Linked DNA regions of Homo sapiens: region 2 is linked to region 1. A link is an interaction called in ENCODE POLR2A ChIA-PET data of the cell type or tissue named here. Cell type or tissue: PC-9. All regions are shown on one strand. Each heading gives the region's core, and the rest is flanking DNA. Links, peaks and the distances in the headings are about the cores only. Region 1 has its middle 110 kb from the start of OSTN. Region 2 overlaps LOC107986171 (a long non-coding RNA gene).

What was found. ChIA-PET counts read pairs that join two places held together with the same protein. Peaks named below come from ENCODE experiments on the same cell type or tissue, not always from the same donor. Only the 100,000 strongest peaks of a DNase experiment are listed, where the experiment ranks them.
Region 2: POLR2A ChIA-PET joins it to region 1 with 6 read pairs; 2 of 35 experiments call an interaction of 5 or more read pairs at or near these places.

Annotation. Positions count from the first base shown.
Region 1 is chr3:191,091,760-191,096,171 of GRCh38, reverse strand. No RefSeq gene overlaps it. Among named protein-coding and RNA genes, the nearest start is that of OSTN, 110 kb to the left of the region's middle. In PC-9, for the core only: no CTCF peak of the experiment used is centred there; a DNase peak (open chromatin) is centred at 1,937.
Region 2 is chr3:191,156,326-191,160,737 of GRCh38, reverse strand. LOC107986171 (a long non-coding RNA gene) reads right to left here. Exons shown (of 3, transcript XR_001741070.2): 1 at 4,250-4,412; 2 at 2,249-2,525. Among named protein-coding and RNA genes, the nearest start is that of OSTN, 41 kb to the left of the region's middle. RefSeq lists an enhancer at 1,697-2,896. In PC-9, for the core only: no CTCF peak of the experiment used is centred there; no DNase peak of the experiment used is centred there.

The DNA.
Region 1 (4,412 bases), core at 84-4,083:
TAAGCTCAGGTAATTTGGGCAAGAAATTCTAAGATCTTGAGTGCCAGCATCATTGTCTAGAAGTTGGGGTGTGGTTCTGGTTAGGCATGTTTCCTAAGTCCTTCAGATTCTTATCCCTGTGGAGGGCGGGGGACATGGCTGGAGGAGAGCCAGAGTGGAGAACCTCTAAAACAGTGCTACTCAAAGTGTGGTCCTCCAATGGACTTCATGAACTACTGACTACTAGTTCATGATGAGATAAGGAGTGTCACCAGAATGTAAACAAAGTATATCACTAAGCATGCTGTTTGTTTATTTCACCTGATATTTTTCTTTTTTCCTTAGGATAACTTGCTGAAGAAACGAATATAAATTTATATTTTGATATAAGTTCATTACCTTGTCAGGGACCCAGTCATGAAGTGATACAGGTCTAAAGCATGAGGCTAAAATTGGGGCCACTTCTGACCAAGTTTAGAGGATAGTTACAAGAGATCAGCAAAAGCAAACAAAGTGATTTTTAAAATACCCAATAGAATTTCTATTGCAGGGCTAAATATCTTCCTTAAGACAGTGCTGTCAGAGACAAAGACAAATCACTATTGAATTCATATTATATTCTTCCTAGAAACAGTATCAGTTTAATTAGATTTAAAGTACAAAATGTGAAGACTCTAAACACTAAATAATTATTTTAATCCATAAAGTAAGATATGCCCATTAAATGAGTCCTAACTTTATGTTCTCTTTTATTCCCAAACTAGTGCTATTAGTCAAAATTATATGCAATGGTTATAAAAAATGACTTTGGTAATCTAATGTAAAGACATAGATGTGAAGAAAATTAATAAACATTTTCAACTTATTCTTATTTACTCATAATAGAATCACAAAAATAATGAGTTGCAAGGATCCTGTAGACAGTGCCTGAACTCTTTAACTGGAAGTTTTTATTTTAGTACCATAGAAAAGATCAGGTTAAAGTTATAACAGATGTTTCAAGCTCCTCTACTTTAAAAAGATCAGAAATTTTATCACTCAAATTTAAAGAGTTTATTAATTAGGAGTTATATTCTAATAACTAAAGATATTTTTTCTTAGGTATCCCTCTAAGGGAAGACATTTAATGTATCTCTCTGTTTCAACAGATATAACTAATTCATAGAGAGGTTGGTTATCAAAAAAATTTAACCTCAAAAGCATTTGCCTTGACAATTAACCAGCAATAACACTTATTTAATCTTTGAAATGGCAATAGAGTTCCAGTAAAAATCAATTTAACATGCACATTTATTTTGCACACTTTTTTAGAGCATAGGTTTAAAAAATAACAGAAGTACTGATAAAATGTTAGATTTAATAGGTTATTATTAAAAAAAAGAAATCCACTAGCAGAATCAATGTAAGATCATTTCAAAAAAAGTTAATTTGAGCTCAACAGCTGTAGAGTAGCATTTCATTCTTACATGGGCTGAAGTGTACGATCCAGGAAACAGCAATGGGGACATGTTTAAATTTAATTCCTACCTCTTGACTCTAAAGCTTGTTGGCTCCAGGGATGATCCAGATGTTCAGGTTCATTTTAGGTTAAAACTGAATGAAATCTAATAATAAAATTCAAGAATGCTCTCAGCTACAAGAGGCTATGGAGATTGGCTTGTTGATCACTTTCTTTTTATGGATACAGAAACCGTGAGTTCTGGAGAGGGTAAGCAATTTTTTCAAGACTCATAGAAAAACAAAATGATGATTTTCTTTTTTGAATCAAGAAGCACCCACTGTCACTGCTGCTCCTAAACCGACTTTATCAATTATCTTCCTCTAGCCATCCAAGCTTACTAAGAATAACTTGTTATTGAGCAAGAAGCTCATTCTGTCTAGTGTGGATCATCCAGTCAACTTTTGATACATAGTCACATCATTTATTTATTCATCCAGCCAAATATGTGCTGAGTAATCTCTATGTGCAAAGCATATTTGGGAATGATGAATCACAGAGAGATGATGAAAACATCTTCAGTACTCTTACTATTATTAAAATCTCACCATGTAATAGAGGTGATAAGAAATAGACACCAATACCAGATGTGATATTTATTCTAATACAAAAAAGTGCCATATTCTTTGAGGATCAGTTTAAAGGTAATTAGAGGAAGTAAAGAGGATATCCTATGGAGAATGGGAATCAAGTAAAGCTTCAAAAACTAAATCGTGACTGCGATTAAAAAAAAAATCCCTGGGAAGAAACAGAAATGGTGGCAAGTCACAAGGAAAGCTGGCAGCTAAACGATGTAGCAGAAGTGATTATAGAAGGTAGATACTGGCCGGGTGTGGTGGTTCATGCCTGTAATCCCAGCACTTTGGGAGGCCAAGGTGGGCAGATTTGAGTCAGGAGTTCGAGACCAGCCTGGCCCACATTCTGAAACCACATTTCTACTAAAAATATAAAAATTAGCTGGGTGTGGTGGTGGGTGCCTGTAATCCCAGCTACTCGGGAGACTGAGGCAGGAGAATCATTTGAACCTGGGAGTTGGAGGTTGCAGTGAGCCGAGATCGCACCACTGCACTCCACCACTCCAGCCTGGGCAACAGAGCGAGACTCTGTGTCAAAAAATAAATAAATAAATGAAAAAGAATGGAGATACCAGAGCCTGGTTGAGAAGGAAAGTTGATAAAGAACCAAACTAAGAGAAGAAAAAGGAAAAGAACCAGTTCACCACAACTATTACTCAAGAGAATCTGAACTGAAGTATTGTTAGGGTGAAGGAACTTCTTGGTCCATATCATATTTATTTGGAAATGACTGGCAGGCTCTTTCTTATTGCTATGCTCTATTCCAGGTATGCATGATTGAAATAGGGAGGCAGCATTCAGTGATGATCACAAAAGCCTATTCTTCTATTTCCTATCTGACAAAGATCACACTGTAAAATGCCTATCAAATCCAACAAATAATGAATACAGGCAGATCCCACTTGAGTCCTGTTCTACTGATTTTTTTTTGATAAAGTTCTGTAAGAATTTTATTGTAATATAGTTTTAAAGGATAAACTCTAAAGACAGCTATATTGTATTGTATGATCTTATGTGTTTATCTTAATTACAGAGAATTTTTGAAAATATATAGAAAAGAATAAAAATAATATCACTCATAATTCACCAATATGGAGGCAAATAACTACTGCTAATATTTTGATTTTACATGTGTGTGTAAATACACACACACATAAAATACATATATTTGTGTACCTATATACACATGTATATGCATATATGTGTACCCATATACACATGTATATGCATATATGTGTACCCATATACACATGTATATGCATATATGTGTACCTATATACACATGTATATGCATATATGTGTACCTATATACACATGTATATGCATATATGTGTACCTATATACACATGTATATGCATATGTGTACCTATATACACATGTATATGCATATATGTGTATCTATATACACATGTATATGCATATATGTGTATCTATATACACATGTATATGCATATATGTGTGCATATACACAAATGAGATTAAACTGTAACTTTTAGAAAATATTTTATTTTATGCCTTGGAAAAGCAAGAAAATAAACCTCATTAGTAACCAAAGAAATACATTTTTTAAAAATAGGAAACTTTTTTTTATTTAGCAAAGTAATAATGACAGACAGCTTATGACAATATTCAGTGTTGGCCAAGGTTTAAAGATATATGGACAGACATTGTTGATAGAGGCGTAATTGACTTAACATTTTGTAGAGCAATCTAGTTATGTATGTTAAAAGCTTTTGAGATAGGTTTTACTCCAATCAGAAATGTTTAAAAAGGAAGTGACATAAATACACACAAGGCTTTATGAATTGCATATTCACTAAAATAGTATTTCAAATAGTAAATAATTTGAAACAATGTAATACTCAATATGAATTAAATTATAATATAGTTGCATGATGTAATAAGATGCAGTTATAGACAGTCATGAAGTAGAACATGATTTAAACATGTAGTAAAATACTCATAAAATATGTCGAATTTTACAAATTCTAAAATGTGTGTGAGAATGTGTGTGTGTGTGCAGATAGAGAGAGGGAGAGATTTACATCAAGTCTTCTATAACATTAATATTATTTGGTTGAGATACAATTTTGTCAAAATGAGAAAAACTGAAGTTTTATATGGAAAAACTTTCCATACTTTGTAAAGATATTCCAGGATCATAATATTCTCTTAAACACATAGTATGGATTCAAGCCAATGATTAAATTAAATTAGATTTAAAATATTCATAAAAATAAAATTGCTGATCTGAAGGTCCTGAATAGGGTATCCTTTGGCTTTTATGTGGTAAATTGACAATTAAATATTAGTACTTTCATTTCTCTGGAATTAATAGATTTCAACCTTGGTGACCTGAA
Region 2 (4,412 bases), core at 102-4,101, 65 kb before region 1:
TGTTGGCATATTCTCCTATATCAACTTAGGCAATTACTTTAGATAACACTCATACATTCAATCAACAAATTTATTAACATTTATTAACATGTGCCATATACTGGGCCATGTTGATTCTGTCTTTAAGAGGCTATTTAGCAAGCAATTTGTACAAATTAAAATAATAGTGGTAGAAAATTGTAAAACATTTTTATAACAGGAAAGTTCTTTTCTTTTTTAGGAAAGTTTGATGATAGAGGAAATAAACATAAAAGATAAGTGATGTATACAACCAACATTTAGAGGCTCACGGGAGGCAGTTATTGCCAGAGGATAGCTTGAGAGGAGGTAAGTGGTTTCAGGATGTTAAAGAAGAGGCATGCAGAGAAAAGATTTTTAGAGCCTTACTGGTCATAATAAGGAACTGATGTTTTATGGTAACAGCAATGGGAGTTTTAAGCAGAGAGAGATGGTTCAATAAGTGATTTATAAAGATTACACAGCTGGGCAGAAAATAAATTACAAGGGAAATATACTGGATACAATGACACCCTTTATAAAGTTGACATTATGGGGAAGATGTTAATGACTTGAACTAGGATAGTGGAAGTAGAGACACAAAGTAGTGGATTGACTTGAGGGCAATTTAAGAAATGAAATGATAGGATAAGGTGATTTATTGGTACAGTGGATGCCATATCAGTGAAATTCACACTTCAGGGAATGTTGCTGCTAAAAAGCCTCACCTTTAGCTGGAAAAATCTCTTTCCTGAGATTGCACACCTTCCTGGAGTGGCACATATTGAATGACAATTCATCATGAAGTTATAGCTGTCTTTTCAGGAATAAACGTGGGGTTAGCTGAGACTTCCATTGAGACTGCATCTCAACTCAACTTTTCCCTTTACCCAATACTGCATATTTTCCCCCTTCCACAGCTGTTGATCCCAAGGGTACTTCCTAGTAAACTTGTGTATACTAATTTGTGCTTCAGAGTTTGCTTCTTAGGGAACCCAATCTATGGCAATTGCAGATGTGGTGGGATGTGTAATGAATAGTGGTAATTCAATAAACTCCCAGATTTCTGCTTTGGAAACTGGATGATAGGTATGCCATTTGATGAAACAGAAAATCTCAGAGGAAAGGAATATTTAAAGAAGAAATAAAAAATTTTAGGTACCAATGTGACATCTAAGTGGAGCTCTTCAGGCATCTCTTAACTCTTCTGAGAATAAGAAGGTAGGTATGGGAGTAGAGAACTGAATGTTTGAAATCATGATTGTGTAAGTGGGAAAATAAATTGACTAGAATATAAAAACATATTATAAACCCCAAACTTTACCATGAAGAACCATTATCTGGCATGTTTTATGTGAATTTTATAAAAATAAAAGAGGTTATGAAAATATATCACGGCATTCTACCTCCTTTTAACCCGAGACCTAAAGTTCAATTCATTGATGAGAATCTCATCTATGTTATACTGTCTTAAGAGCAGTTGATAATAGTTCTACAGAGCTCAAATTTAACTAGTTAAGAGAGACTAAGAAAGCATTTTAATTTGCTTGACAGATTTGTAACAGAAAGAATGCACACCAAAATAATGTCTTCGGATGAAAAAAAAAGCATTATAGTACAGTGGAGTTTCATCCTGTCCTTTAAGGTCAAGAGCATATTTTGGCTTTTGTTTGATCCTCAATTCAAAACATCTGTCCTTATTAATGATGTGGTAAAAAGGGTCATGTAATATTTGGCACCAAAGGACTGGCTTCTCTAGAAGCCAAGAGAGAAGACACTCTTCAGCTATTTCTTTGGCTCTGCTTTGCAGAGAAATAAATTCATCTTTGCTACACTGAGAATTGCATGGTCAGAAAATTGTTGCAGAATAGAAAACTCAGTTATTCATGACTTATTTTGTATTGACCAGAAACTAGATTATAAACCCAATTTTCTAACTCAGGGAAAACAAAATAAGATCTGTGACTGAGAATCCTTTATCTGAGAGTGGAGAATGTCATTTTTCATTTTTATTTGAAAAGATATTTGATATAAAGAAGGCAGAGGCTATAATTATGGATCAAACAGAAGCTCAGAATCAACACATTGCATTTATTAATACAATACATCTTTATCTGAATACCATGGAAAAAATTGACATAAACCTTATCCTCCCAGTTATAAGAAGTAAAGTCTTTGTGCTGAAATCTGTTTGTCCTTCCAGAATCTCTACCCAGCTTTTTCTATCTGCACTTTGCTCAGGGAGGCTCACCTTGTAAGCTGAATCAATTGGCTCCTTTGTCTTCTAGCATTCAGTTGTTTAACCAATACAAGACACTTCCACGAGTTTGGTGAGTGTGAGGGGAGTGAAGTCAGAGTGTTATTCTCCTATTCAGTCTTTCACAAGGATTGTTAAATGCTGACTTTCTGGATGGAAGGTCACAATTTCTGTCAGGTAGACTTCTCTCTCTCTCTCTCTTTGGAAAACTATTTCTTCACTTCACTCTCAGTAGGCTCCGGATGGTAGCAGTGCTTCATTGTTAGTAGTCCTAGGGTAGTGAGCAGTTTGTTACAGTTTTCCTACACAGAAAACATAGTATTGCCAAAAGAAAGGCTTTATAAAACCCTCTTCTAATTTCCAGTTTGAGTGTGCCATTTTGTGTGTGTGTGTGTTTTTTTCTAAGCCTCTAAACTGAATTCCTCAGGCCAAGCAGGTAAAGCTTAATGCATTATTCTTAACCGTTCTTCAAACCTCCTCAAAATCATATTGTCATAAAAGGTAGAATCAATGAACTTTGAATGGTATTTAAAAAATCTTTCACTTTCCTTTACCTAGGCTTCTAAATACATATGAGGTGTCTTCAAAGTTCATTAAAAATGCATAGTATAAAAACACTATGCATGTATTTCATTTTTTTTTTTGGCAACAAAATAAACTTGTACTAACTTGTCTTAACATGTCTGAACAGGATCTCATTTGTGGCACTAAGGATAAGACACCAACTTAAAAAGAGCCCCTGTCAGACAGCAACACAAATTCTGCTAAAATTGAAGCAAGAACAAACATCAAAGGTTTGCATAAGTTTGAGTGGAGGAATGGTGAAATCATTAGTTCTTTACAAAAAGTTTATGGGGACAATGTCCCAAAGAAATCAGCAGTTAACAGACAGATAATTCATTTTAAGAAGGGATGAGATGATGTTGAAGATGAAGCTCACAGCAGCAGACCATCCACATCAATTTGCAAGAAAAAATTAATCTTCATGTCCTAATTGAAGAGGATTGATGATTAACAGCAAAAACAATAGCCAACACCATAGACATCTCAAGTGGTTCAGCTTACACAATTATCCCTGGCCTGATTCAGCTCCTTCTGACTTCTTTTTGTTTCCTAATCTTAAAAATCTTTTAAAAGAATCTTTAGAGGGCACCCATTTATAATTATGTAAATTATGTTAATAATGTAAAATAGACTGTATTGACATGGTGACCTTCCCAGGGCCCTCAGTTCTTTAGGGGTGAACTAAGTCACTGGGATGATCACTTACAAAAGTGTGTTGACTTAGATGGAGTTTATGTTGAGAAGTAAAGTTTAGTTTTTTTAATTTGTATCTATTAATTACATTTTCCATGATCTTTTTGTAAGTTCTCTCATATATTCATTATAAATTGAGCATTTTTAAATTTTGTAATGCCTACTGTATGCATGGAACTGGACACAAAGGTGAATCAAATATTAAACCAGCTCTTGGGAATAGGAAACAATAGTATGTCACAGACAGAAAATGTGAGCTGGAAAGTGTATTAAAAATATGAATGGTGGGCTTTGGAAATTCAGCACATTTTCTATATTTAGAACTAATAATTTTATATTTGACTTTGTTTTCAGGGCTTCTTTTGATCTCCTTTATAGATTGCATTTGCTTTCTTTAGCATGCTTTGGTTTTCATGTTTCTTTTTTTTGCAATTTAGATAGCTGTGTTCTGATTGCATTTATAAAACTATTTCCTAATTTATAAGCTTTGAAATTTATTATCTCTCCATTTGAAAGAATGAGGATGTGTACACATACGCCTTCCTACATTCTATGCTTGCTTTCATCATCTTAATTCTTAATGAGAGGTAGTTATTTATCATAAAGATATATCCCTTTATATCTTCTTCACTAACCATAATTATTTGAATGACAAAAGCAAAGTGGCAGAATAAAAATTTTCTACTGCAATCTCCAACAGAAGCATAAATTTTGACAACCACCTACAGATGAGAATACCTTTGTAAGAGTCCAGGAATCCAGCAGAAAAGTTCAGCACAGAGCTGGAACAAAAAATCCAGGAATAGACATATTGAAAAAGAGTAAGAAAAACAGTTTCACTTCATTTGCATTAACCCCTCCCTAAAACAGGACAATGTGATACAAATAAAAGACTTTTCAG